Regions from separate parts of the Homo sapiens genome. Here region 2 is linked to region 1. The links are chromatin loops, found by intact Hi-C in ENCODE. Cell type or tissue: Caco-2. All regions are shown on one strand. Each heading gives the region's core, and the rest is flanking DNA. Links, peaks and the distances in the headings are about the cores only.

Region 1 (15,488 bases), core at 6,159-8,658:
CAGGCTGGTTTCGAACTCCCGACTTCAGGTGATCTGCCCGTCTCGGCTTCCCAAAGTGCTGGGATTACAGGCGTGAGACACCATGCCCAGCCAATATTTCTTTTTTTCTCTAGACCCAACTGCATCTTAGCTCAGAGTAGGAATATTGGCCATGGGATTTTCCAGGTTTGCAGCCTGTTGGCCTAACATCTAGAAAGAATAGCATCCTTAGTATTTCCAGCCCCAAAGTAGTCTTCTTGAAAAAGGAAGATAGTAGGAGCTTGATTATATTGTGACTGTGTATGCCTGTGTATGTGCCCACTTGTGTGTGTGCCAGAGAGGGAGGGAAGGTGAGTTGGAATGGGTAAAGGAGTTTCTGGTATCTTTGGCACTAGGTTAGTTTGCTTTTTTATAGCTCACAATCTCCAATCGTTCTTCCTAGTGTGTCCGGAATTGGTGGGTTCTTGGTCTCACTGACTTCAAGAATGAAGCTGCGGACCCTCGCGGTGAGTGTTACAGTTCTTAAAGGCAGTGTGTCCAGAGTTTGTTCCTACTGATGTGTGGATGTGTTCGGAGTATCTTCCTTCTGGTGGGTTCGTGGTCTCGCTGGCTCAGGAGTGAAGCTGCAGACCTTCGTGGTGAGTGTTACAGCTCTTAAGGTGGTGCGTCTGGAGTTGTTCATTCCTCCCAGCGGGCTCGTGGTCTCACTGGCTTCAGGAGTGAAGCTGCAGACCTTCGCGGTGAGTGTTACAGCTCATAAAGGCAGCGTGGACCCAAAGAGTGAGAAGTAGCAAGATTTATTGCGAAGAGCGAAAGAACAAAGCTTCCACGATGTGGAAGGAGACCCCAGCAGATTGCCACTGCTGGCTTGGGCAGCCTGCTTTTATTCTCTTATTTGGCCCCCACCCACATCCTGGTGATTGGTAGAGCCCAGTGGTCTGTTTTGACAGGGCGCTGATTGGTGCGTTTACAATCACTGAGCCAGATACAAAGGTTCTCCAGGTCCCCACTAGATTAGCTAGATACAGAGTGTCTATTGGTGCATTCACAAACCCTGAGCTAGACACAGGGTGTTGATTGGTGTGTTTACAAACCTTGAGCTAGAGACAGAGTGCCGATTGGTGTATTTACAATCCCTGAGCTAGACACAAAGGTTCTCCACGTCCGCACCAGACTCAGGAGCCCAGCTGGCTTCACCCAGTGGATCCCGCACTGCCCCTGCAGGTGGAGCTGCCTGCCAGTCCCTCGCGGTGCGCCCGCACTCCTCAGCCCTTGGGTGGTCGATGGGACTGGGCGCTGTGGAGCAGGAGGCGGCGCTTGCTGGGGAGGCTCCTGCGGCACAGGTGCCCACGGAGGGGGTGGGAGGCTCAGGCATGGCGGGCTGCAGGTCCCGAGCCCTGCCCCTTGGGAAGGCAGCTAGGGCCCCGGGAGAAATCGAGCGCAGCGCCGGTGGGTCAGCACTGCTGGGGGACCCAGTACACCCTCCACAGCCACTGGCTCGGGTGCTAAGCCCCTCATTGCCTGGGGCCGGCAGGGCCTGCCGGCTGCTCCGAGTGCGGGCCGCCAAGCTCACACCCACCCAGAACTCCAGCTGGCCTGCAAGCGTCGCGTGCAGCCCCGGTTCCTGCTCGCACCTCTCCCTCCACACCTCCCTGCAAGCTGAGGGAGCCGGCTCCGGCCTTGGCAAGCCCAGAAAGGGGCTCCCACAGTGCAGCGGTGGGCTGAAGGGCTCCTCAAGTGCCGCCAAAGTGGGAGCCCAGGCAGAGGAGGCACCGAGAGCGAGTGAGGGCTCTGAGGACTGCCAGCACGCTGTCACCTCTCACTAGTAGCTATCCTACTTTTAAATAAAGAATTAGGCTGGGCACGGTAGCTCACGCCTGTAATCCCAGCACTTCGGGAGGCCAAGGGGGGTGGATCACCTGAGGTCAGGAATTCGAGACCAGCCTGGCCAACATGGCAAAACCCCATCTCTACTAAGAATACAAAAATTTGCCAGGCATGGTGGCGGGTGCCTGTAATCCCAGCTGCTTGAGAGACTGAGGTGGGAGAATCACTTGAACCCGGGAGGCGAAGGTTGCGGTAAGCCGAGATTGCACCACGGTGCTTCGGCCTGGGCGGCAGAGTGAGACTCTGTTTCAAAAAAAAAAAAAAAAGAATTGATTACTTGTTCTACATCTGATTCTCTAGATTGGAAGAGACACTAGGGCAGAACCATGTCTTTCCCTCTCTCCCACTATTTCCCCAGGGCCTTTTGTATATACAGTGAAGATTTCATAAATATTTGTTGAATGAATGCCTGTATGGGTTTTAAAAACCTGTCTTTCCCCTCTTCCTTTTTTTTTTTTAATCTGGCTAACAGCTTCTGTGGCTGTTGTAGCTTGCTTTCTTCTTCTTGCTACTTCTTAAAGCCATTTCTAGAAGAGAACTACACCATCAGACTGAAAGAGGTACTTGGCTGCTTCTGCAGCAGAAGGTAGGCCCACCCTCCATCCATAGTGATCTCAGAAGGGTGGGATCTAGGCCTCAGCCTTGTTTATGGATTGAGGTTTGCTCCTCCTTTTTCTCTAGCTATTCCTATGCTCTAGGTAGTGCTGTGGCAAAAGCCAAGGATCTGTCTCAACGTCTGCAGTAACACAGGGCTGTCCTAAACACAGTTGCCTTTTTAGGAAAACTGATTTGGATGAGAACAACCATCTTTAATTTGTGCAACGTACTGTGTTTTATCATGGGAGAGCATGGTGAAGGCACAGGTTTTTGTTCACTGCTGTTTCCACCCTTTAAGGACCGTGTGTGAATGCCTGCTCTGTGAGCCCTCAGAATCTACTGGCTGAATGAGTGCGTGGAGGAAATGTGCTCAGAGCTGCTGTGTGTCATCCTGTGTTTGAAGTGCTCCTGCAGCTATCATTCATCCAGTTAAGAATTTGAAGAAGTGTGTGCACAAAGGTGACACTTTGCTTATCCTTTCCCCAAAATTACAGTTCTAAAATTTTCCTATACAATCCTTCTAAATTGGATGACAGTTGTCCCATTTTCCTTTGCAGGATGTACCAGACTATTAATATTGGTGACCATGGGCTAGGGAGTATGTTCTTGATAAATTTACAAAATCTTCTGATCAACTATAGACTTTAAAAATATAACATCAATTTTTTAATAAAATACTCTCTCTCTCTCTCTCTCTCTCTCTCTATATATATATATATATATATATATATATATATATATGTATATATATTTGCTTTTTTTTTTTTTTTTTTTTAGACGGAGTCTCACTCTGTTGCCCAGGCTGGAGTGCAGTGGCACAATCTCGGCTCACTGCAACCTCTACCTCCTGGATTCAAGCGGTTTTCCTGCCTCAGCCTCCAGAGTAACAGGGATTACAGGCATACTCCACCTTGCCCTGCTGATTTTGTATTTTTAGTAGAGACAAGAGTTTCACCATGTTGGCCAGGCTGGTCTTGAACTCCTGACCTCAAGTGATCCACTGCCTCAGCCTCCCAAAGTGCTGGGATTATAGGCGTGAGCCACTGCGCCTGGCCAAATGCTCTACTTTTTAATCAATGTTTTCCAAAATAGGGATTTTTGCTATGTGCTTTAGAAATTAGAGAACAAACGGTGATAATATATGCTAAACTTAAAATTAGTATGCCTCCTTTTATAGACAACAAGAACTTTGTCACTTCCCAGTTTGTCTTGTCATTCAGGAGGCTCAGAGCTACGATCTGTGCCCACTCGTGCTGCCTCTTCTTAACTTTGATTTCCTGAAGCAGCGATTTCATCTCCGTTTCCCCTCATCACCTGTTCTTTTAACTGTTTAAAAACAGCATTACATGTTGTTGCAAGTGGCCTCAAATTCTTTTTGGTAGAAGGGAAATTGTAATCCATGAGAAGAAAAAAATTTTCCTAACTATTCTCAGGTGTGTTTAAGGGCTGCATTCCATGATGCTATCAGTGCCTTCTTTCAGCTCACAGGATATCGGCCATGTTAATGAGTCTGATGTTGCTAGTATCACAGGCACCGGAAAATATGCACATTATGCTGGAGCATTAGAATGCAACAGAAAGAGCCCTGGGCTTGGAGTATGCAGAACTGGTTCTTGTTACAACTCCTCTTACTAGTGGGGTAAGTTACTTAGCCTCCTTGGACAAGTTACTTAGCCTCTCTGTGCCTCAGTTTCTCTTCTATTGGGTATAAAATCACATGCGGTACCTACTGCAGTGGGTTCTCATGATGTGAAATGACATAATGTATGCCAATGTGTTTTGTAAACATTGCAATTGTCTGCGCTTTTTTTTTTTTTTTTTTTGAGATGGAGTCTCGCTTTGTTGCCCAGGCTGGAGTGCAGTGGCACGATCTCGGCTCACTGCAACCTCTGCCTCCCAGGTTCAAGTGATTCTCCTGCCTCAGCCTCTCGAGTAGCTGGGATTACAGGTGTGCGCCACCACGCCCAGCTAATTTCTGTATTTTTAGTAGGGACGGGGTTTCACCATGTTGGTCAGGCTGGTCTCGAACTCCTGACCCCGTGATCTGCCCTCCTTGGCCTCCCAAAGCACTGGGATTACAGGCATGAGCCACTGCGCCCAGCCAGTTGTCTGCACTTTTGTGTCCCCCACAAGTCTGTAAGTTCCTCAGAATCAGGGGCTGCATCTTGTTCAGATGTGTGCTCCCAGGGCCTGGTTTTTTGACCTAAAGATGCACTTTAAGAGAAGGTCCTAGGCCGGGCGCAGTGGCTCATGCCTGTAATCCCAGCACTTTGAGAGGCCGAGGCAGGCGGATCACCAGAGGCCGGGAGTTTGAGATCAGCCTGGCTAACATGGTGAAACCCCATCTCTACTAAATACACAAAATTAGCTGGGCGTGGTGTTGCATGCCTGTAATCCCAGCTACTCGGGAGGCTGAGGCAGGAGAATCACTTGAACCCAAGAGGTGGAGGTTGCAGTGAGCCGGGATTGAGCCACTGCACTCCAGCCTGGGTGACAGTGAGACTCAGACTCCAACCAAAAAAAAAAAAAAAAAAAAAGTTCCTAAATGTAGCTGACACTGTTACTCATTGTTTTCTTGCAGAAAAGCCCACTGGTGTTTGTTTATTAACAAACCAGGTCATTGTTCAGCTGGGTTTCATTGAGTGCCTTCTGTGTGCTTTCTCTTGCCCCTGGGGTGTTCAGCTGAGAAAGAAGTATGGATGATAAGCAAAGAAAAATGGAAACCCACACATTATAGATTCATATGTGTCTGAGGTCACAAAATGGTGACTTAAGGGAAAAAATCTGCTTCTAGACATGCTTTCTTTGGCTCAAACACTAATTTTTAAAAATGTAAACCAACAATTTAAAATCCAGAAATTTGGATTTTGCTTTCTCTTGAAAATGTGCAGAGCTGGTCACACCAAGTCAGGCCCTCCATGGAGACAACGGAACAGTGCAGCACAGCTGCAGCCACTTCAGGGATGCCCTCACTTGCTTACCACGGGGGTGGCCCCGTCCCTCCTCATCCTCTCCTGAACACCAAGGCAGATAGGAAGTACCATTATCATCATATTTGTTATGCTTGCACTTAGGTAGCATTTATTGCATACCAGGCACTAGTCTGAGCACTTTGGTTAACTATCATCCATCCGTCTATCTGTCTGTCTATCTGTCTATGTATGTATCTATCTCTGTGTCTATCTACCTATCTATCTATCCATCCATCCATCCATCCTTCCATCTATCTACCTAGCTACCTACCTATCTATCTATCTTAAAGGTAAGGAAGGCTGGGTGTGGTAGCTCACGCCTTAATCCAAGCACTTCTGAAAGCCAGGTGGGTGGATTGTTTGAGTCCAGGAGTTCCAGCAGCCTGGCCAACATGGCAAAACTGTGTCTTTACAAAAACCACAAAAAATTAGCCAGGTGTGGTGGTACATGCCTGTAATCCCAGCTACTTGGGAGGCTGAAGTGGGAGGATCACTTGAGCCTAGGAGATCAAGGCTGCAGTGAGCTGTGCTGAGGCCACTGCACACCAGCCTGGCCAACAGAGCAAGAACTTGTTTCAAAGAAAAAATAAATAGGCTGGGTGTGGTGACTCATGCCTATAATCCCAGCACTTTGGGAGGCCAAGCTGGATGGATCACCTGAGGTCAGGAGTTTGAGACCAGCCTGACCAATATGGTGAAACCCTATGTCTACTAAAAATAGAAAAATTAGCCGGGTGTGGTGGCACGTGCCTGTGGTTCCAGCTACTTGGGAGGCTGAGGCAGGAGAATTGCCTCAATTCTCAGGAGGTGGAGGTTGCAGTGAGCCAAGATTGCACCACTGCGCTCCAGCCTGGGTGATAGAGTAAGACTCTGTCTCAATAAATAAATAAATAAATAAAAATAAAGGTAAGGAAAGTGAGGCACAGTTAGTGTGTGGTGGTCCGGGATTCAAACCCTGGCTAACTAGTTCTCCAAGTTCTTGCTCTTAATCACTCAGCTATATCAAATCTCAGTACTCCTGTTGTGGGGAAGATATGAGGCATCAAGCCTAATAGAAATGTAAACTTGTACCTGAGTCTCTGTTCCAGGACACCGTGTTCTGTTTAATTAGAGAGGGAGTCATAAACGAAGTGATTTTGTAGAATTTTTTTTTTTTTTTTGAGATGGAGTCTTGCTCTGTCGCCCAGGGTGGAGTCCAGTGGCATGATCTCGGCTCACTGCAACCTCCACTTCCTGGGTTCAAGCGATTCTCCTGCCTTAGCCTCCTGAGGAGCTGGGACTACAGGTGCCCGCCACTGCAACTGGCTAATGTTTATATTTTTAAGTAGAGACGGGGTTTCACCATGTTGGCCAGGCTGGTCTCAAACTTCTGACCTCAGGTGATCCGCCTGACTTGGCCTCTCAAAGTGTTAGGTGTTTACAGGCATGAGCCACTGCGCCTGGCCTGATTTTGTAGAATTGTAAAGATAGAGTCCAGTCCTGTTAAACACACCATGCAGAAACCTCTTTGGAGATCCAGGGGCAGCACACATTGACAGAAAGCAAGGTTAACTTCCCCGAAGACGGGTGCAAACAGAAGATAAACAGGAGGTGAGGTGCTGCAGCGGAGACCCATGACTTGTAGCTTGGATCAGATACCTGAGGAAAGTAGACTGACCTGGGTGCGTTAGGGAGGGCGGCAATAAGGCTGAAGTCCTGTTTGACCAAGGTGATGTGGGCTGAATCGGCATCCTTACAGGAGGCCTGCTGAACTTCATTCATTGCTTTCACAATATAAGAAAGTCAATTTTGTAACACAGGTGTCCCTATAATACTGGCCTGACTGTTTACTTCTGCTTCAGTCCCTGAGCATATGAGTAAATACTTCAGGCACTATAACGAGCAGAAACTTGAGACAGAGCTTATCTTGTAATGCTGGGTCTTGCATCATATCCAGGGTGTGGTGTTACTTTAGAAGGCAAGTTAAATAATTACGTGTTTTCAGATTGAGCAAACAGTGCATGTGCTCTGAGAAGGCTAAGGATTCATACTCTGAGAGCCCAGTAAATTAACTTATTCAGTGGGATGGTAGGCTCAGTACCTGGGTATGTCAAATGGTCTCAATATATTACATATAAAAACATACACACACATGCATATACATACATACACATATGTGTGTGTACATAGATATGCATGTATACATATAGATATATACATATGCATGTGTATGTATAGATATATACATATGCTTATGTTAAATATTTATGTATCACCTTGTATATAATCATACTTACTTACAAAACAGCCCGGAAAAGCTTGGAGATGTTAAGTGAATCAATTAAAGCTAATTCAGGCAAGCCTCAGTCATTGACCCACCCAATGTGTACTGTCTTTATGACATGTGATATATTTAGTACAGTACTTTGTGTTTTTGATGTTCCCTAACAACATAATAAAGTAAAAAAATTAATGTTGAAAAACATTAGGGTCACCCTAAACTGCCTTCTTTAGAAAATACAAATGTGACATTCTTTCATTAGTTACATTATTCTCTTATTCTATTGTTATTAATTCGTTACATTCTTTTAAATAGCTACATTTTTTATTCTCTTATTCTTTCTTTCTCTTGGACAGAGAGATTGGAACTGTGTCTAACTCTGTCATGTAGTAACTATTGTCATGTAGTAAATGTTCATAAGCATCAGTAGTGATGATCTGCAGCCCCACCCCTGCCTGGTCTCTGTTTCCTTGGTTTATTGCTCTTAGATAATTTCTTCCTTTTTCTATTTTTGCATTTTCAAGAACAATGCAAGGCATGATAGTTATCTGATTCAGGACTTTTAAAACACACTTGAAATATGACAACTGCTTGTTATTCTAGCTCGATAACAAATCTAAGGGCAAGCTATTGAGCACTGATTTGTCCTTTTCTTCCTCATTCCAGCTGCTATGGACCTAAAGTGGAGGGCTTTGAAATTTCCTGCTTAATTGGGCTGCATGTCATTGCTGTCCTTAGAAGTTGCTCTGGGATGCAGGTGCTGGTTTCTTGGATCTCCTTTGCTGGAATTTTGCATGTCTTGTTTTGTTGTTGTACCAGCTTTGTGGATCAGCCAACATCCTTGGCTTGCCCTGTGGGGAGTGGGGTGGGACACATCTTGGATTGCTCTATTCCAGGGATGTCCAACATTTTGGCTTCCCTAGGCCACATTGGAAGAAGAAGAATTGTATTGGGCTACACATAAAATACACTATCACTAAAATAGCTGATGAGCTAAAAAAAAAAATCGCAAAAAAAATCTCATAATGTTTTAAGAAAGTTGATGAAGTTGTATTGGGCCACATTCAAAGCTTTCCTGGGCCACATGCAGGCTGAGGGCTGTGGATTGAATAAACTTGCTCTATTCCCTTTGCAGTAGATGCCATCTGAGTATGGGTCTCCTTTGCTTGGGTCATTGACATGTTCTGGACTTTTTATGCTCCTTTTGGAAGGTCCTCAAAGGTCTGCATAAAGACTTTTGGTGCACTTAAAGCTATGCTAGCAGAAGCGTGAAATCACCTCCCAAAGGAAGTGGGTCCTGCCTCCTCAGAACCAGAAAAGGGAAGGCCATAACTGGAGCAGTAACCTACCGCAGCCAAGTCTCAGTTTCCTCATCTGTAAAGTGTGAGAGTCAGGCAAAATTGCCTCCAAGATCCTTTTCTGTTCGAATATTCATTGAGCCAAAGAAGGTTAAGAACACATATAAATTGAGAATTCTGTAATTTTAAGATTCATCTGGAAAAATGGCACCCTGGTACCAACCATCAGGACTAAGAGGGAGAGTTTGCAGTCAAATGAAATTAAGGTTGAACCCAGTTCTGCCAGTTCCTTGCTCCATAACCCCTAGAAAATTACTTCTGTCTGAGCCTTGGGATTCTCTGTCTCTTATTTATTTATTTATTTTTGAGACAGAGTCTCGCTTTGTCGCCCAGGCTGGAGTGCAGTGGTGCGATCTGGGCTCACTGCAACCTCTGCCTCCTGGGTTGAAGTGACTCTCATGTTTCAGCCTCCCCAGTAGCTGGGATTTCAGGCACGCGCCACCATGCCCGGCTACTTTTTTGTATTTTTAGTAGAGATGGGTTTTTGCCATGTTGGCCAGGCTGGTATTGAACTCCTGACCTCAAGTGGTCCGTCCTCCTCGGCCTCCCAGAGTGCTGGGATTATAGGTATGAGACACAGCACTTGGCTGGGATTCTCTCTTTAAAATGGAAATACTGCTATCTACAGAGCAGCACTGTTGTAAAGATTTAGTACATGTTCATAATACATTTGAGGTGCTACAAGCCTAGCTGGCACATAGCAGTCATTCTGAAAATGGCAAAAGTTACTAGGATGACAGTAATCTTATGATTACTTGTGGCTACATGGTTTTTGGACTAGCTAAGGGTTTGAAATAGATGCGATCTAAGGAAGATGACATATGCAGAATTCTTTGAAGTTAAAGCAAGGCTGAGAATGACTTTGAGGGTAGAGCAGCTACTGAAATAAATGATGCAAAGGATGTGATTTTAAAAATTCAGATGAGGGTCTGGGCACGGTGGCTCACGCCTATAATCCTAGCACTTTGGTAGGCCAAGGTGGGTGGATCACCTGAGGTCAGGAGTTCGAGATCAGCCTGGCCAACATGGTGAAACCCCATCTCTATAAAAATACAAAAATTAGCCAGGCATGATGGTGGGTGCCTGTAATCCCAGCTACTTGGGAGGCTGAGGCAGGAGAATCGCTTGAACCTGGGAGGCAGAGGTTGCAGTGAGCCAAGATTGCGCCATTGCAATCCAACCTGGGTGACAGATTGAGACTCTGTCTCCAAAAAAAAAAAAAAAAATTCAGTTGAGGGGCTCTGATGGGCAAGATAATTTATTCATTTATTACCCATGTATACACTTGTAATAGTGTCAATATTTTGATGAGAAAATCTCATTATCAGTTTTGTGCCTTGTCCATGATTTATCTCCTGGATACAGTCATTTTTTGTATTCAATGATGGTGATAGGCCAGGCATGGTGGCTCATGCCTGTAATCCCAGCACTTTAGGAGGCTGAGATGGGGGGACCGCTAGAGCCCAGGAGTTGGAGACCAAGTTGGGCAACATAGTGAGACCCCTGTCTCAAAAAAAAAAAAAAATTAGCTGATGTGCATGCACCTGTATCCTCTCAGCTCCTCAGGAGGCAGAGGCAAGAGGATCACTTGAGCCGAGAAGTTTGAGGCTGCAATGAGCTATGATTGTGCCACTGCACTCCAGCCTGGGTGACAGTGAGACTGTTTTTTTTGTGTTTTTTTTTTTTGAAAAAAGATGGTATATTGATGACATATTGTCTCAGTCCATTTTGCATTGCTACTCAATATCTGAGGCTGGGTAATGTATATATATATATATAGAGAGAGAGAGAGAGAGAGAGACAGAGAGACAGAGACAGAGAGAGAAAGAGAGAGGTTTATTTGGCTCATGGTTCTGTAGGCTGTATCAGAAGCATGGCACCTGTATCTGCTCTCATGAGGGCTTTAGGAAGCTTCCACTCATGGAAGAAGGTGAAGAGGAGCTGGAGTGCGCAGATCACATGGCAAGAGGAGGAGCAGGAGAGAGAGAAGGGAGTTGCCAGACTGTTTTTTAACAATCAGATCTGGAGGGAACTAATAGAGGGAGAAGTCATTCATTACCAAGAGAAAGGCACCAAGCCAAGATTCATGTTTGGGCCCCATGACCCAAACACCTCCCACCAGGCCCCACCTCCAAACACTGGGGATCAGATTTCAACATGAAATTTGAAGGGAACAAATGTCCAAACGATATCACATATGGTTACTTTTGTTATCCATATAGAGACGAATGTATCTGAAAAGACCAACCCAGGATAAGCAGTTCTTTTTTCCAATACTCAAATATGAAGTTTGGCTTTATTTTGCAGCTACTATCAATGTTTATTACACCCGTCAAGTTTATTGTTTCTGCAAATATCTGGACTCCTACCTTAGTTTAGATCTTCTTTACCTGGGCTCTCTCTTAGGAGATGTTTCATGTCCTCGAAATTCTTTGCAGAATTGCTTGTATATGAGCATATTTGTATTTTGGAAGAATGCCGGCCAGAGAAAAGGGATAAGACTCAAAACAACAACAACAACGACACACAAAAAAGCCAAGAACTGCTGCTGAGAGTGTCCCAGACTAGGGAAGAATAAAAATGATGTCACAAGATGGAAAGATGGAATAACACAGGCACAGGGATGTCCCTAAGTACCCATCTACTTCTGCAGCTTTCATACAACTTTCACATATTCTGCTCCCTCTAACACACAACGTAATGGTTAAATCTCTTTGGCAAGGTTTTCACGGTTTCAGATAGCTCTTTATAACATAACCCAGGGTCTGGTTGAATGGTCTGGAGGATCACTGGTGAGTGGATGTGGAGACTTTGCGTGTTTCCCTTTGTCCCTAGAAAGGGCACTTTTGCTGTTTTACAGGAAGCCTAAAGTGTCAGAGAGTAAAGTTTCCAGGGAAATAAATGAAAATGGATTGGCCGGGCGCAGTGGTCACGTCTGTAATCCCAGCACTTTGGGAGGCCAAGATGGGTGGATCACAAGGTCAAGAGCTCGAGACCATCCTGGCCAACGTGGTGAAACTCCGTCTCTACTAAAAAAAACACAAAAATTAGCCGGGCATGGTGGCATGTGCCTGTAGTCCCAGCTACTCAGGAGGCTGAGGCAGGAGAATTGCTTGAACCTGGGAGGCAGAGGTTGCAGTGAGCCGAGATTGCGCCACTGCACTCCAGCCTGATAACAGAGAGAGACTCCATCCCGAAAAAAAAAAAAAAAAGAAAGAAAATTGATTTTGACACCAACAACCTAAAAGTGTAAAGTAAAAGTGGCAGGAAGAGATTAAAAAAAAAAGAAGGAAAAGTGCTTGTTTTCCAGGTTTCATTTGCAAAGAGAATAAGTCCTTTGTGTCTGGCTTTGCCTAAAGGCCAGCAGGGGCCCCAGGGCCACACCCTAATGTGGTTTTGGCTCCATTCACTCTCTTCCTGCTCCTTTTTCCTCCTCCTCCTCCTCTCTCTCTCATGCACACACACACACACACACACACTCATCTTTAAAAGGCACAACCAGGGCTGGGCGCAATAGCTCACGCCTGTAATCCCAGCACTTTGGGAGACCAAGACAGGTGGATCCCTCGAGGTCAGGAGTTCGAGACCAGCCTGATCAACATGGTGAAACCCCGTCTCTACTAAAAATACAAAAATTAGCTGGGTGTGGTGGCACGCACCTGAAGTCCCAGCAACTTGGGAGGCTGAGGCAGGAGAATCGCTTGAACCCAAAAGTGGAGGTTGCAGTGAGCTGAGATTGGGCCACTGCACTCCAGCCTGGGTGACAGAGTGAGATGCTGTCTCAAATGAAAAAATAATAATAATAATAAAAGGCACAACCTTTATTATATCCCTAGTGTCAGGATGTGGAACATCTTAAGGAGATGTTGACTATCATAAATCTAGACTGGGAAAGGAAGTGGATTTTAGATGAACCTGATTTAAAAATACAAAACTTCTCTCCTTTTTTTTTTTTTTTTTTTTTGAGACGGAGGTTCACTCTTGTTGTCCAGGCTGGAGTGCAATGGCGCGATCTTGGCTCACTGCAACCTCCACCTCTCGGATTCAAACAATTCTCCTGCCTCAGCCTCCCAACCAGCTGGGATTACAGGCATGTGCCACCACGCCCAGCTAGTTTTATATTTTTAGTAGTGACGAGGTTTCTCCATGTTGGTCAGGCTGGTCTCGAACTCCTCACTTCAGGTGATCTGCCTGCCTTGGCCTCCCAAAGTGTTGGAATTACAGGCATGAGCCACCGCGCCCGGTCAAAACTTCTCTTTTAAAAAGGGAAAAAGATAAATAAATAAATAGAATTTGCTGAGCCTCTGTTGAATCCAAAGCTACTATTAGTCTACGAGGCAGTCAAAAACACAAAGTTCATTCATTCAAAAAATTATTCTGTAATGCATGTTGGACATGGAGGTCTGGAAGTTTACCTTCTGGTCTGGGAGACAGATCTCACTTACATGAAACAACTAAGGAGTAATCCGGTACAATCAGAGAAGGGGAAGTCAGAAGAATACATCAGATCATCAACAGACAAATATCCAATGTCCATCCATAGGAGGAATGGCTAGATGAAAGTGGTGGTTTCAAATGGTGGAATATTATTCAGCATTCAGAAGTAATCAACTAAATCTATGTGTAGTTACATGGATAGGTCTCAAAAATTATTTAGTGACTAAAGCAACTTTTAGGATATGTACACCATTATACAAAATATGTTTTATAAACCCACACATAATATTATTTTTAGTATGTGTGTCTGTGTTTCCTTTTAAAGCTCTGGAAGAAAACACATTGAATTCATGATCATGGTTAACCTTTGGAGAGAGAGAGGAGACCAGGATGAAGGAGCCAGTCGAAGGTATCCTTAGTTTGACATGTTTTGTGTTGGTTTTGTATTTGGTGTTTTACTCTGGTGACTAGGAGTCTGGAAGCCCAGTTTTCTTCTGCAGAAAGCAGTTGAGGATTTTGTAAATATCCTGCCTTCTTCTAATAGACCACATGACTTCCTGGTAGTCAGAGGTCCAGAGAGCTGGGTCTTTCCATTTTTTGAAGTTTCCAGCATAGTAAAAAATGAAGAAAGCCAAAAGAATGTTACAGCCAGCACAGGCACAGTATATTTTTAATGTTTATATTTAGCTGTTAAAGTTGTGTGATGAATCCTTCCCCTTGACTCTTGTTGGCGTGTCTGTATGAGACCATCCAAAGACTACATTTTAAACCTTGAGCCAATGGTCGGCCCGCTCACTCCTCCAAGTGGCCCTGCTGCTGGCCCCAAGGAATCAGAAAAAGGCCTTGTATAAAACAGGCTGGCTGACTGGTGATGGGAGGGTGATAGAGGCATGTTCTAGTGCCTTCAGCTCTTTCCCCAGGGTGTAAATTCTCTCCTAGGCCTGACAGTTGGATCTAGAATTTCTCTCCTGCAAAATGGGTTTATTTCAGAACTATGTGCTGTTCTACAACAATGAATGGAAAAAATTTTTACCTTCCTAACCATCCTCCCCGCCCTCAATTCAGGGCATTTAAGGTCAAACAGGCTTTTAATACACACACTGTGCCCGCTCCACCCAACTCTCCCTCCCACCATGTCCAAGGAGAGAATTTGGGCCAAATGTATCACTACAGTTTAATAGACCTGTAAAATGTCCAACCATTTTATTTTTGGAGCAGGAAATGTTCATCCTGAGAAAAAGTTGCAAAGGGACATAAATATTAAAAGTATGCATCTATTTCACTTTATAGAAGGGAAATGGATCTCGTTTTAAAGTCTTTATTTCTGTACTTGGCGACATTTTTGCATAAATATGTAGAGAATTAATAGCTTCAGCCAATTACGAACACACTTTTGAGATGTTTTAAAGAAGTCTGTCCCTCCAGTCTACCTCTTTTTAATATTAAGAGTTTTATATAAAGTGTTCTCATTATGAAAGCACTAACTTGTCATTTGAAAGAATAGATTCATCTCAACAAATACACTCCAAAGTGAACCAAATGCTAATGCACATTTTATTGGATGAAAAGACAAACAACATAATTATACTTGAATTTCAGGGAATCAAAAGTAGTACAACAGCGTGTGCACCAGACTCCAGGGCAGGGTTCGTAAGTTAGCCATACACATGCTCATTTTTCCAAGCTGGGGAAGTTTGCTAAAATGAGCTGAGGGCTACTTCACCAGACTGACAAAAAGGAAAATGTCTATCAGTTTTTCTTTTGTTCTCTCTAGATCCTGTTCAAGTGTACACTGAGCCAGCAGGTTCACCAGAAAGCTATTGAGCGTTTGCTGGAACACATTATGCAGGGTGAATTTCTTCTGGAATGTTGCCAAGGATTTTTTATGCTTCTGTGGCAGGCATTTCTTGAACATTGTCATTTAGCCAAGCAAAGAAGATTTTCTTAAAGGATAGAAAATGTTTAAAAATTTTTGTTTGTTTGAAGATAGGTTAAATG
Region 2 (15,488 bases), core at 8,258-10,757, 50 kb after region 1:
GAAAGTCAGCAAGCAGATCATCACAGTGGTGGTGGCAGAGATGATGCCAGTGCAGTATGCAGTAGTGATAGTACTAGTGACAGCCGAAACAGTGAGAATGGTGGCCGTGGATGCAGTGTTGCTGATTCCAATGGTAGCGTGAACACTGGGATAAGCTTAGATCTGGTTCTCATGGGAAAGACTCCTGGTTCTCCTGCCTTTGGTTTTGTCAGTTCCTTGATAATCCATCCGATCCAGTATGTTTCTGCCTAAGTGAATCAGAGTTGGTTTCTGTTGCTTGCCACCAAGAACTCTCACTAACACAGTGGGATTGTGAGCAATTTATACTTTTTTTTCACCTTTATCCTTTTTCTTTGTTTTTATTTTTTTCATATTAATAAGCAGATTGATTTTTCACGGAAGGCCAAAACTTGTTGTCAATTTGTTTTGTCATCAAGTAGATCAAAGTGTGTAGGGCGGGCTCCCAACTGAGTCCATTAGGCAGTTCAGTGATGTTAACATCAAGAACCTGGATACTTTCCATCTCTCCACTGTTCCACCATTGATGTGGGCTTCATCTTCATGTTAGTGGCAGCCTGGCTATGCCAGTTCCAGGAGTTACATGCAGGAATGGCAATGCCAAAGGGAGAATAGGAGGGCCTCTTCCTATGGTGCTTTCTTAAGAATGAAGAATAATTTTCCAGGAGTCTCACTCCAGAATTCTCTTTAATTTTCTTGGCCAAAATGAGGTTATGTGCCTAAGCATGTCTTAACTGCTGACAAGGGCAATGGAATTCTCCTCAGATCAATCAGACCCATTCCTAAAGCTAGTGTTTGTTTACCCCAAGGAACATGACTCTGTAGGAAAGAGGAGATTATATGAATAAAACTAGGGTTCTCTTAGGAAAGAAGAAGGGTAGAGTGGAGGCTGGATAGTCAACCTGCAGTATCCATAATGTATTTTGATTGGTCTTTGAGTGTTTTTGCCCACCTTTGGATGTGTGGCTGCAATCTGAGTACTAATGTATATATTGGCTTTCTTAGGCAACTGTTTGTCCTGTCTTCTGATACAAGTTTTGTTTTGTTTTGTTTATTTTGTTTTGAGACGGAGTTTCACTCTTGTTGCCCAGGCTGGAGTTCAATGGCGCCATCTTGGCTCACTGCAACCTCTGCCTCCTGGGTTCAAGTGATTCTCCTGCCTCAGCCTCCTGAGTAGCTGGGGTTACAGATGCCTGCCACCATGCCTGGCCAATTTTTTGTATTTTTAGTAGAGACAGGGTTTCACCATGTTGGCCAGGCTGGTCTTGAACCTCAGACCTCAGGTGATTCACCCTCCTCAGCCTCCCAAAGTGCTAGGATTACAGGCATGAGCCACCATGTCCGGCCCTGATACAAATTTTAAAATGCTGACTATAACATAGTAAAACAGTAAAAAATTAAACATAGAATTACTATATGAGCCAGCAATTCCACTTCTGGACATACACACAAAAAATAATTAACAACAGGGATTTGAACAGAGACTTATACACCAATACTCATAGCAACATTGTTCACAATAGCCAAAAGGTGGGAGCAACCAAAATGTCCAGTGACAGATGAACAGAGAAACAAAATGTGGTCTATACATACAATGGAATATTATTCAGCCTTAAAAAAGAAAGAAATCCTGTCATATGCTACAACATGGATGAACCTTGAAGACATTACGGTAGGTATAATAAGCCAGTCACAAAAAGACAAACACTGTGTGATCCCACTCATATGAGGTACTTAGAGTAGTGAAATTCACAGAGACAGAAAGGACAATGGTGGTTTCCAGGGGCTGGAAGAGAGGAACATGGGGATCTATTGTGTAATGGGTACAGAATCTCAGTTTGCAAGATGAAAAAAGTTCTGGAGATGAATGGCGGTGATGGTTGCACCATGTGAATGCACTCAATGCCATAGAACTGGATACTTAAAAATGGTTAAGATGATACATTTTATTTCATGTGTATTTTACCACAATGTAAAAAATGAATAAAAGATAAAAAAGTCCATTTTAATAGTTAATTTTATGTGTCAACCTGGCTAGGCTATGATAACATTAGTTTGGTCAAACACTAGCCGAAATGTTGCTGTGAAAGTGTTTTTTACATGCGACTGATATTTAAATAAATAGACCTGGAGGAAACCAGATTCCTCTCCATAATGTGAATGAATCTCCTTTAGTCAGTTGAGGGCCTTAAGAAAAAAGACTGAGGTCCCCTGAGGAAGAAGAAATTCTACCCCCAGATTTTTTCTGAACTCAAGATTGCAACATCAACTTTTCCCTAGGTTTCCAGGCTGCTGGCCTGCCTTGCAGATTTCGAACTTGCCAGCCCCCACAATCAGGTGAGTCCACTCCTTATTTTAAGCTTTTAATCGCTCTCTTTCTCTGTGTGTATGTGTGTTTGTTTATTTATTTATATACATCCTGTTGGTTCTGTTTCTCTGCAGAACACTGACTAATACGCCCATGTTTTTCATAAGCCTTATATGATATTTATAAAAATTTTATAATTAAACAAACACTGCCTGTATTTTTGTTATCAGAGGATGTAGGATACCTGAAGATTCAAAGCTGTAAATCACAGTAAATGTCCAAGTAAATGTCCTTGGTGGAAGTTGTGTAGGAATAGATGAGGAAGTGTGTGGGAAGTATTTTGTCCTTGACCAAATAAATGTCCATGAAATGGGTGGAAGTTGCATAGGAATAGATGAGGAAGTGTGTGGGATGGGGAAACCCCACAGAGCTTTTCCCCTTGGCCTAGAATTCCCTTCTTCTACATAGTCCCTGGTGTAGTCTTTATAAAACCACTCAAAACTGTGGCTGGTCTAGCAAGCACTTGAAAAATGTTACTGGCTTTTATTATTATTTTTGAATGAGATGTGTCTTCCCCACTCATAGTATTTTCTAGGTGGAGGAAGCTCCACTTGGGGAATAATCTGTCCTTCCCCTCCTCTCTCCACTCACAGCCTGCTGAGTTTAGGAGAAACTGAGTATATGGCTACTGTAACAAATTACCAGAAACTGGGTAACTTAAAGCAACAGAAATGGATTTTCTTGCAGTGCCGGAGGCCAGAAGTCCAAAATCAATGTGTGGACTGGGTTGGTTTCTTTTGTAGGCTCTAAGGAAGAATTCATTCCCTGCCTCTCTCCTGGTTTTGGGTGCTGGGTTTCTGAAATCTTTGGTTTGAATCCAGGTTTCTTAACCTGTAGATGCATCACACCAATTTCTGCCTTCATCTTCACAAGGCTTTCTCCTGTCTGTCTTCTGCTCTTATCTTCTAAGAACACCTGCCATTTGATTTAGGGCCCACTCTAATCCAGGATGATCTCATCTCAAGGTCCTTAACTTAATTACATCTGCAAAGATCCTTTTTCTAAATGAGCTCACATTTACAGACTCTTTCTATATGTGTATGTATGTCTTTCTCTATATAAACGCATAGTATGTGTGGGTGTGTGGGGCACACTCAGCCCACCACATTAGGCGTGTGCATTTCAGCTTCTTCCTCTCCTTTTCTTCTTGGAGTAAGTCTGCCTGTTGAGAACACGTGTTCTCCTCTGATTCTGCTGTGTAGGTTTTCCAAGGGCCTTGCCCTCCATTATAAAGCTTGCTGTGGCCTAGCAATACTGGATGGATAAATCTGTCTATTTCTGAGTTCAGAATTGGAAACCCACTTACCTTACCTGAAGCTATAAAGTCTTCTTCGATATCAACTTTATCAAGTAAATGTGATAGTTTGGTCTCCCATCTGCTCTATTCTCTGATCTTATTTCTCAATCAGCTGATAATTCAAGTATGGAAGAAAAGTGCCCCTTTTTGCGGGACTCCCTTGAAAATTCAATAAATATCACTTAAGCCTCAGCTCAAAGGTTGGTAACCTTCTAAATTTTCCCCTCCCTCTCACAGGCAGAGTTAACCATGTCTTCTGGGCTCCCATACTCCTTTGTATTATCTTCTGTTATTTCCATTTTTTCCTGTTGGATTATAGTTTTCCGAAGGCCATCTCCCATGTTCCATCCACCAAATAGAATTGTACTTTGACAACCCAGACATCCTCCTAAGAGCTACAGCCCAGGGTTCATGAGTAGGCACTGTGCATCCTGTTACTCTGTCATGCTTTTGATTTCATTGTCATCTTTGTTTTCTTTGCTAATATAGTCATGAATAAGAAAGGAAATGTTGCTTCTTTACTGGAAATGGGATCCGAGATATCTTGTACTTTTTGTCAAACCAATTTATGGGCTTTGCCTACTGAAATAATGTGGTCTTATATACTGCTTTCTATATCTTATAATTGAGAACTACTTTTTTTTTTTAGCTTTTGAAAGGTTAATAAATACAATGAATGCATAAGAAAGAACATAAAACTCACACATCATCCCACCATCAACAGTCACTGTCAGCTTATCTTTCCAGTTTATTCTCTCTATATTCTATATGTGAATGTGTATAATTAATTCAGTAATGATACTATATAACTTGCATACACTGACTTTTATTGAACAGTATATCAGTGGGCATTTTCCCTTGTCACGATGTTCTCCAAGTCATATTTTTGAACAGTTGTATGATATTCCTTACAAATATATTAAAATTTATTCAAGTATTTTCTTTTCCTCTGGTATTCAAGTTGTTTTTAATTTTTGGTTATTTTATTTTATTTTTTGAGACAGAGTCACTCACTCTGTCACTCAGACTGGAGTGCAGTGGTGCAATCTCAGCCAACTGCAACCTCTGCCTCTCAGGTTCATGCGAATCTCGTACCTCAACCACCCAAGTAGCTGGGATTACAGGTGCCTGCCAACATGCCCGACTAATTCTTGTATTTTTAGTAGAGATGGGATTTCACCATGTTGACCAGGCTGGTCTCCAACTCCTGACCTCAGGTGATCTGCCTGTCTTGGCCTCCCAAAGTGAACTTTTGGTTATTTTAAATAGCTCTAAAAATGTGTTTTCAAATATCTGTCATAGCTCTGACATGATTTGTAGCAAAGCTGAATGGTTGACACAGTCAAAGTTAGGATGGCAATCAATACATTGGGACATCATGCTGGAGGAAAGTCAGCGCTGGCATGAGTGCCAGCCTCTGCCACACCACTCTTGGGATGAGAGCTGCTGCAGACAGTGCTCTCTGCGTGGGTGGATGTGATTTCTGCCAGGACCCTGCTTCCCTGGCTATGGTGCACTGAACTGAGAACTGATGCCCGACCCAAAGGCAGCCATCCATGGAGAGTCCAGTGGCCAGCGGCTGATGCCAGAGCTCCACCCAGCGAGGTCACTGTACCCTGGATGATGAGTGGCCAGTCAAACAAAGCCTCTTTCACACATTTTGAATTTGAGACTTATCAGAGGACTAAGCCAAAAAGTTGGGCCGAAAAAGGCAGACGTCCTGAGAGGAGTCTGCAAGCCATATCCACACGGCAGTAGGAGCCACAACTAAGCGGGAGCCATGGAGGAGAGAAAAGGAATGCAGAGAGGATTTAGCAGCACGAGCAGAGAAAGCAGGGCAGAGCGTGGCTGAGTCATCACACTGGCAGAGCACTAGAGAAGGAGCAACAGATGCTTGCCGTTGAAGCAATGTCAAGAAGAACAGGTGGCTGGAGGTATACTATGTCCTGAATGACATTCCTGGCTCTGCCAGACCCGCCAGGCAGCTGCTAAAACTGCTTCCTGTTCTTCCCTACTTCCTCATAATGAACCACATTAATGCAAGTCACCAGAGCACGTCTCTTTTCCTGGCAACCCGAAAGAGCCTAATCAACACCACGTAATATTCGTATCTCTCTTATGGCACACATCAGGTGGCATGATGATGATTTGAGTTCTATGATTCTCCCTGACTAGACTCCTTGAGGTCAAAAACTGTATTTAATGTCTTTCAGAAGATATCCTCAGCAATGGGGACAGTTTAATAGCATGTAGTAGGTGCTTCCTAACTGTTTGATGAATGAATGAGGAATGTAAATGGTCCTGGGGTCAAAATAGCCATTGCAAAACATTTCTGTAGAGGAGATAAGTTTTTGGTTTCTTGTTTTGTGTGCTATTTATAAGGGGTGTAAAAACTCTTAATCTCAAGAATTTTATTTGAGGCTGGGTGTGGTGGCTCATGTCTGTAATCTCAGCACTTTGGGAGGCCAAGAGTTCAAGACCAGCCTAGTCAACATGGTGAAACCCCGTCTCTACTAAAAATACAAGAATTAGCTGGGCATGGTGGCACATGCCTGTGATCCCAGCTACTTGGGTGGCTGAGGCACGAGAATCGCTTGAACCCAGGAGGCGGAGGTGGCAGTGAGCCAAGATTGCGCTACTGCACTCCAGCCTGGGTGACAGAGTGAGATTGTCTCAAAATAAAAAAAAAAATTAAAAAAAAAGAATTTTATTTGAAACAATGGCTTGGTGAAAATTTTCCTTTAATTTTTTTTGTAAATAAAACACATTAAATATACATACATACATACATACATACATAATTTATTCACCAAACATTTACAGTCTAAGCTCTGAGTATACATTAGTAAGCTCAATGGAGAGAAAGCACATAATAAGAGAGTTCCAGCCCTTGCAGGGCTCTCAGGCTAAGAAAAGAGTCATGTTAGCCCAATTAGGAAAATAAGGCTATGCAGAATGGGATGAAGTGGTGCAAAGTGCTGAGGAATTTTCTTGGTGAAATGTGATTTTGAATAAGACATGGCAAGTTGCACAGAAAAGCACTTGCTATTAAGGTGACATGAGCATCTCTTAAAACAGTGATTAGGCTGGGCGCGGTGGCTCACGCCTGTAATCCCAACACTTTGGGAGGCCGAGTCGGGAGGATCACAAAGTCAGGAGATGGAGACGGTCCTGGCTAACACGGTGAAACCCCATCTCTACTAAAAATACAAAAAATTAGCCGGGCGTGGTGGTGTGCGCCTATAGTCCCAGCTGCTGGGGAGGCTGAGGCAGGAGAATGGCGTGAACCCGGGAGGCGGAGCTTGCAAGTGAGCGAGATTGCGCCACTGCACTCCAGCCTGGGCTACAGAGCGAGACTCCGTCTCAAAAAACAAAAGCAAAAACAGTGATTAGCGATTTCCTTTACATTGTCAGTTTAATGAGACAGGAGATTCCAATTTCAGCCTTTTTATAGTTTTTGGGAATGTATTGGGTTGTGGGTTCCACAGTGTACTTTCTCCTGGGAAAGTACACTTACCAACTGTCTTGAGGCAAGGTGTTGTTATTACTCTTTCAAATGAGACAAGAAATCACTAAATATTGTATCCCAAATGAGACTTAGCAAATAGTTCTCTGATATAACAGAGTTGCATAAACTTGCTGATGTTTTTCAAGAAACTGAATGAGTTCAGTTTGGCAATGTGAAGTTGCAATATCACCATGCTTACATTTGCTGATAGCATGCCAGCAATTAAGTTGAAACCTAACTTTATGACTCAAAGAGCAAAACATTAATTTTATCACACTCAAGCTTTGAGCAATAGTTACTGAGATACTAAGTTTAAAAAATAAGTAACATTGTTGAATTTCTTGTTAGATATTATAGATACATTTGAGAAACATCTTCCCAGTGAACACTTAAATTAACAGAGGAGATTGTTTGTAGAATTAAACTTTGAAATAAAACTTCCCATTGCTCAGACTTTCAACCTACTTACACTTTGGCACAAGTTTAATTTAAGACTATTTTGAATGTTCCAGGTGTAATTTAAACAGGTATGCTATTTAAAAAACAGTTACCAGTAATGAATCAGAATTTTCTCAATACTGTGCAAATAAAATACAGAAACAAAGTGAGTGTTAAAACTGGTATAAACCTGCAATCCCTTATCCTAAATTTAAAATTTTCACATTGGTCAAAATAGAATAAACTGTGTTTTTTTTTTCCTGTGCATCCTCCTTCCGGTGACAGCAGCTCGATTTTCCTTCGAGACCTGGATGTATGCAGGACCCACCATGCTCATTTGGGATACACCATTGTGTTGGCCACAGGTTCAGGGATGGACATGTGAGGCGGGCCAGGTCGCTGAGGCTTAGTTCTGGGACTGTGGTGGGCTTTGGTAGGAAAGGAAGATTGCCGCTTGTAAAGGTGATTCTAAGCCCAGCGTTCCTGGGGACTACCAAGGATGCTCATGTTGAGAATGAAGCAGCTACTATAGAGGGGACATGGAGCTGAGAAATCAGCTGAAGCTTTGATAATATTCTTTCAGCCCCACAATCAACTGATTCCTGAATCCCAGAACCCCTCCTGGATTTATATGGGTAATAAATCTTCTTCCTCCCTTCCCCCACTTTTTTTTTTCCTGAGTTAGTTTGAATTGAGTTTTCAGTCACTTGCACAGAGTGCAAAATCTTGACTCATGTGCAGACGATTAGAATTGTTCTCATTGGTTAACTTAAGAATAAGCAAGCTTAATAAAGTTAAGATTATAAAAGCACGTTTGTACTAATGAAACATCACCCGCTTGTTTTTGTTGTATACATTCATGTTTTACATAAGAATTACTTGAAACAAGCTCTGTTGAAATATGAAAATTAAAAAATAAATGTATAAAAATATAAAACCTCTACAACCCCCCGGCCTACAAATAAAGTCAAATCCACGTGTAGCAAGTCATTCCAGACCATTCGTAGTTGGTCCTGACCTCCTTTCCCTCCTCAGACCTTTCATTCCTTCCATGCCACATTTCTAGAACTCTGTCCAGCTTTCTCGGCTCCTCTGCTCTTCTGCTTCTTGCTCAGTGTCTGTTCTCTGCTCAAAACACCACCTTTTTCTGCTCTTTTTTTTCACTCATGCTTTAAGGTTCAGCTAAAGAGCACATCCTTGTTAAAGCCTTCCAGAGTCTTCCCATAGAGAATTCCTTGCTCTTCCTTCTGCTCAGCCATCCTCACAGTCCGACGTGTATTACTGCTATGTGGACTTAAGTGCATTCTGTCCAGTCTGGAGTCTCACAGGCAGGGCCTACATTTGGTTCATCTGTGTATCCCTCCTGCTTGAAGGCTGTCTGCCACATAGTAGATATTCAATGCATATTTGTCAAATGAAATTTCAATATGTGGCATCAGGTTGCTTATTCTCTTTTTTACTCTCCTACATGCTACAGGCAGGCTTTTCTCATCTAGGGTGTAAAAGAAGCCATATATACTCAGTAGTAGTTTTGTTGGCATTCACAGTCATCAAACACCATAAATGACCCATGTTCCAGCCATTCAAAGAGTCCCAGTCCAAGGGTGAACTTTTATTAGCTCTATTTATTGGCCCAAACATAAACTCCTTGGTTTCAATGGGACCTTGAGCTGAATATAGAAACGCACAGATCAAAGAGGCTCCAAGGTCATTCAGTATTGTGCACATTACCATTCTTTATCAATTCAAACTTCAGTTGAGTGGTTTAGTACTTTTTCCTTGGTAGTGTTTATTTATCACAAGAATAGGAGATGCTTACCAAGGACTTTACAAGTATTTCAAAACACATCCAGCTATCAGGAGGCTTGCTTTGTAACCAGCTACACTGGGCGTGTCACCTTCTTTGGGCATCACTCATGCCTCGTGTCACCTCTTTCAGGCTGCTTAATTGACTTGCGTGTTTTGGACCATCTGACTTGGTACTGACTTCCCATATTTCCTGAATAACTAATGATAGATATTATATTTATGAGGATTAACCACTCCCGATTTCAGTTGGACTTGTTGGACAACATTAAATGCTCTTAAACTGGCCTTCTCCTATTCCTGATGGACTTTCTTGGGGATTAAGCACTCCATCCCACTTTACCCTGTATCACAGTCATGGCATCCTCACACTCAGAAGAGAATTCGTGTCCAGAAGAGTTCATGCTTTTAACTGGAGGACAATTTGTGGTGGTGACCTAGTTCCCCCTGAGTGATTAGGAATGCTTTCTTTGTGAAAACCATCTGCAGAGAAGTGAAGATACAAACATTAGGTTTGTTGGGATGGGATAGGGTCAGTGTAGAGCTATCAAGTCTAAACTCCTGTCTTTGAGACTGAAATCTGCTGGATTGTTAGTGGGAGGAAGAAAGGGGTTGGCAAGAGAGAAGACACAGTTCCACGCCCTTGGGCAGTCAGTCCTTCTTGACTGGACTATACAAGCAAATTATAGGTTGGAGGACACTGTTTGGGACATGTACTGACATGTTAAAAAGAGATGGCTGCTCTGATTTTCCGGCAGTCAATCCCATCTTAAACCATTTTATTTGCAAGTTTACCTTCTATGTTGATTTGGTTGTCTATTGGTAGCCCTTTCTGGGCTTATGCAATTGCTTCTTCCTAGCAGTCAAGGCTGGGGAAACATCACAAGAGTTGTAAACTCAAAGGAGATTTTTTTTTAATGTGTTTGGTGTGGATGTGTTGCTTTTAGTGATTAAAACCTGAACAATTCAGATAACTTTCCTCCTATTCTCTTTAGATCTTTTTGTTATTTTCCTGATAATGTACAATTATACATATTTTAGAACATAGAATAAAAAAAGAAATATGATCATACGTGACTATTTTCTGATCCCTGGAATCCATGCAGGGACAGTATGTTGTTAAGGAAAGGGCAGCTTTGGAATCTGTTGAACCTGGGTTCAAATCCTATCACTGGATCCTTCTCAAGTGTAGAATAGAATGAGGCTATTATGAGGTTCAGAGAGAATATGTATTATAATACCCTATTCTTTTTTTTTTTTTTTTGAGACAGAGTCTCACTCTGTTGCTCAGGCTAGAGTGCAATGGCACGATCTTGGCTCATTGCAACCTCCACTTCCCAGGTTCAAGTGATTCTCCTGCCCTAGCCTCCCAAGTAGCTGGGATTACAGGTGCCCACCACCACACCCGGCTAATTTTTTTTTTTTATATTTAGTAGAGACGGGGTTTCACCATGTTGGCCAGGCTGGTTTTGAACTCCTGACCTCTAGTGATCTGCCCACCTCGGCCTCCCAAAGTGTTGGGATTACAGGCGTGAGCCACCGCACCTGGCCAATACCCAATTCTTGATAGTGTACTTTGTTGTACAATAGGAATATTTTAAAAGGTAAAACTAAGTGGAGAGTATTTTTCCTGAACCTTTGGTTAGTATATATAACATGCAAGAATAGAATAAACTGCTTACTATTCCCAGAGATTCTGCCATTTCTGTAAGAGGTGGTGGTGGGTAACATCTTCTTTGCTTGCAGACTTCCTCTTATCACATTTTGATCTTGAGATTGGTGGATGTCTTCCTGTATCCTCAAAGGACTTATGGTTTAGTGGACACTGAGAGTAGCATCTACTTGTTCCTGCAAAGATTTGAAACAAGGGGCTTATTGGCCATCTCTCTCAAAAGGCCCTGGCCAGAGAGAAGGAGAAAGAGGAAGTCAAGAGATTTGGGAGTTGGAAAGAGATGAGTGCTCTCTGTATCTGCCTGGCAGAGTAAAAGCTCCTAAGTGCAGAAAACATAATGACTGCCTTTGTTTGCTGGAAGGTTGCTGGTGTCTTTGATTTTCAAGTTTCAGCCTGCTTTATAGAAGCAGGCAGAATGCGAGAGATACTAGATTCCCTTGAGTCCAGCAATTCGTAGTGTCGTGATATTAAAAAAATATTTTAATTCATTAGCATGCAAATTCAGGAGGAAAATAAGGAATTGTTGCATAAATGCATGATATTTTTAAACCTGATAGATCAAAAGCATTATAACTTTGTGAGAAAAACTACAGAATGTGAAACATATTGTTATTAACCCAGCAAAGTCATCTTAATCATGTAGTGTGCATTAAAACTATTGCAGATATTTATCTTCTCCCACCTCCACATTTCCGTTAAAAGTGGGAGAGGGTGAAAAAAGTTTGTTTCTTCCCTTCTATGCATTAAATATATTTTAGTAGCTACCTCTGTATAATTTATTATCATATAGGGGATAAAAGTATGAATGCTTTCTCAATTTGAATGCCAACTCCACCTTTTATTAACAAACCGCTTAACCTCTCAATGACTGGTCTCTTATAAAACAGGGTTGTTATGAGAATTAAATAAGTGAATATATATGAAATGCTTGGCAAGTAAGCATTATGTACATGTGATACTTCTTCCTCTTTTTTTTACATCATCAATTTATCCTCACAAAATTTTTGTGAAGAAGATGAAGCAGGGGTTATTAAAGTCCTTGTGGAGAATGTAAAGCTCAAAATGACAGAGTAGCTACTTGGGGATCAAACATCTAGCTACCTACAAAAGTGGCACTCAAATTGAGGCATCCCTGGCTTGCCACCATATCTCCTCTTATTTCAGGAAATTGTACACTTCTACTTGGTCTTCTCCTGAATGCTCGGTGGGGTGAATTAAGCACAACTCTTGATTGAGTAGGCCTTCTTCCAATATTCATTTATTGATTGAATAGAACAACTAAGAAGTGGGTATTGCAGAAAGTAATATTTGGCTAACATTCCTTGATATAGTATCACAAACATTTAAGCATTTTATAGAACTTTTCCCCCCAGAGTAACCAAATGTTTGCTATTATTACTCCTTCAGTTAGATGGGATAAAGACAATTGGTGCTTAAGCCATTATTATGCCAAATTCAATAACTAAGTGTGAACAGGTCCACATGCCTGATGATATAACACAAAAGTCATATTACCGATGATGTAGTCATTGAAAATGAAACATTTACACAACCGAAAGTATGATTAATCATACAAGAGATCTATTTCCATATCTTTTGTCCACAACATGGCTATCACTACTTTTAATCAAAACACTGAAGCCTGAATCACTCTGGTAGGGCTTGAACAACAGCAACTATGACAGGGAACAAAACCTAGGAAGAAACCCCTTCATTTCGTTTATGTGTCTACTGGAAGCTCCAGGAGTGGGAGACGGGGAGCAGCTAATGTCGATGCATGTGGAAGAGAGATAGGTGGTGAAATTGACCGTAACATTGGGGAGCAAAGCTGAGAAAAAAGGCTACCGGGGCAAAGTGCTTGTTAGTAATAGACAAACGTTGCTATAAGGAAGTTTGTTATATTTCTCTCAAGTTTTAAAAAATATTTCTAAGCCAATTTCACATAATATATAACTGAGAGAAACCTTAGGACTTATGTGCCGTATTGTTTCACGTTTTTTGGTGAAGTAGGCAAAGGAAACTCAGGGAGGTCGAGTAATTCTTCCAATGTCACACAGCAAGCTAACAAGCTTGGTAATTGCCAAGTCAACAGTAGGTTACCAAGCTAGCTTGATAATTGCCAAGTCAAAAGTAGGGCTTTTGACTCTTTTCATTCAGCAGTAGCTCCCTACTAAATCCTGTGCCTGTTACATCATTAGCACTCCACAAATATTTGGTGAATAAAAGAACAAATGGCTCCCTGTCTCTTGTGGCTTTTGTCTGTGGACCATTTTTGTACTCCAAATTGGTGAAAAGGCTAAAGAGATTGCAATGTGCTTTGTGGTTGGCCATGGAGTTTGAGAAAGCAAAGTTTCTAGTCTTGGCACAAATTCAGAGATATTGGAAAAATGATCCCACTTCTTTTTACTTTTGCATTTGCCAAGGGGGGTTAATTCAGCAGAGATGTGGCTGATGAGAGGGTCAGGTTCTAAAGTCAGCCCCAAGATGAAAATCACAGGTTATCAAAACTACTCATGCAACTCTCTTAGGGAGGTGTCATGTCAGAGACTGGCACACTGTCTCTCAGCCAGTTTTCCCTCCATCATTGGAAAGCAGGGCTGTTTTCTTGTTTGAGTATCAGTGAAGCAGTTTGCTTGAATTTTGGGGTCATGTATATGAGAAATGTGTATTTTAAGCAAGAGACTGCATGGTGAGTTATCTATGAGCATGCAGTCAGTTCAGGCACAATAGATTCATTTCTCATGTTCACTCTGGGGCACATGCTTTTTAAGACCAACATTCATTCTCTCTCTCTCTCTCTCTGTCTCGTATATAATTGAACTTACAAAAGTTGAGTGCATGTAAGATTCAACTTCACTGTTCTACTTAGTCCACGAGGAAGACTGAACAAAACACTAATACAGGTACCCTAGAATCAAAATCTACATGGAAAGTATTTATTTTATTTTGTGGAGCTTCCTAGATAAAGATATGATTGCTGAACTTTAGAAGTAGATAAATTCCTTGGCAGTGCTATGATTTTTTTTTCTTTTTGCTGTGGTGGCTTAGAAAGAAAAAGGAAAATAAAATGTTTTAGTATGGATATGGCTGGAAAAAGGAGAATAAATTACCTGACTACTGAATTTAGAGAAATTTAAATGCAAAAGGAAGTCGTTTTCCAACACCCCTCCCCTCTGGTAAAAAAGCAAACAAAACAAAACAAAACCAAACAACCTTGGTTTACTCAGACTTACCCTTCGAGACTTGGTGCAGGCATCAAAACCTTCTATGGCTACCAATATCCTCAATAGGCTGTTTGTTCTTTCTGCACCTCTCTCTCTTCCCTTTTCCCTTTTCATCCTACACGTCTCTACTCTCAAATCTCCTTTCCCACTCCTGTTTATATTGGAGTCTCACAGCGGACACAGACCATGGTCTCATGGAGGCCTTTGTAAGAAGTTACTAAAGTTACTAAAACTAATGTGTTCCTACAGACATTATGAAGGAGGACTTCGGACAGAGACAGCAAGTTGATTTCCTGGAGCAATACCTAGGGAATTATTCTTTTGGCTCTGAGAGGATGATATTTTAAGTTGTTACATATTTGCTGATCTTCAGGAGATTGCTGGAACCATCCTGCATGTACAGGAAGCTTGGGCTCTTGGCCCAAATTGGCTCAGGGTCTAAATATTTGGAAGATGAATACTTGGAAATGCATTTAAACATTTAAAGCATTTTATTTATTTTTCCAGTGAGTCTCATTGTTAGTGCAGTACAACTTTGCAGCAAGACTGTATCTGCTGAAGACATGAACCTTGTGGACAAGCCCAGGCCTGGGCTCCACCTCAGGTCTTGGCGGGAAGCCAGAGGTGCATGTCTATTGGCTAATGTCCACACTCCTGAAGTGGGTTATTATTACAATCCCTCACCTTAAACGCCTGCATTCTAAAGTCATGCTAAGGGTCTGACCCAAATGGAACACTGGAACACACACAGACACACGCACGCGCGCGCACACACACACACACTTTTCAAACCAAATGTTGCACTATTTCCTTTCTTTTGTCAGTGCTGAATCTATATTATTATTGTCAGCTGTTAACTCTACACTGATGATGCACTGTGGTCAGTTTCCCTCTCTAGCCTTCCAGCCAAGGTATCTTTTGGCTGCTATATGCTTAGAGGAGGCAAACTAATATGAATGTATTAGATTATGTAAAACATAATTAGGGAGGGAAATTTGCTGTAAAAGCATCCTATGTATTTATAGAACTCAGAGGAAATTATAAGCAATGTGGGGGGAGATTTCATGTTCTTTAGACTCACAGATAAACTCTAGGACCTAAGTGATTGGAACTATTTCCCTATCGCAATCAAATTATCCAGATAATTACCAAATATC

The links. Hi-C counts contacts between places; a loop is a spot of excess contacts. Peaks named below come from ENCODE experiments on the same cell type or tissue, not always from the same donor. Only the 100,000 strongest peaks of a DNase experiment are listed, where the experiment ranks them.
Region 2: it touches region 1 in a loop (13-fold over the local background); 6 of 110 quality-filtered maps call a loop at or near these places.

What each region holds. Positions count from the first base shown.
Region 1 is chr4:38,613,036-38,628,523 of GRCh38, reverse strand. KLF3-AS1 (KLF3 antisense RNA 1) reads left to right here. Exons shown (of 16, transcript NR_171644.1): 4 at 422-485; 5 at 2,762-2,922; 6 at 3,945-4,102; 7 at 13,816-13,899; 8 at 15,265-15,340. Among named protein-coding and RNA genes, the nearest start is that of KLF3, 43 kb to the left of the region's middle. RefSeq lists enhancers at 3,779-3,948, 5,544-6,396. In Caco-2, for the core only: no CTCF peak of the experiment used is centred there; a DNase peak (open chromatin) is centred at 7,103.
Region 2 is chr4:38,564,882-38,580,369 of GRCh38, reverse strand. It overlaps LINC02278 (long intergenic non-protein coding RNA 2278), which reads right to left. Exons shown (of 3, transcript NR_146991.1): 2 at 11,118-11,283; 3 at 6,410-9,918. Among named protein-coding and RNA genes, the nearest start is that of LINC02278, 8.6 kb to the right of the region's middle. In Caco-2, for the core only: no CTCF peak of the experiment used is centred there; a DNase peak (open chromatin) is centred at 9,529.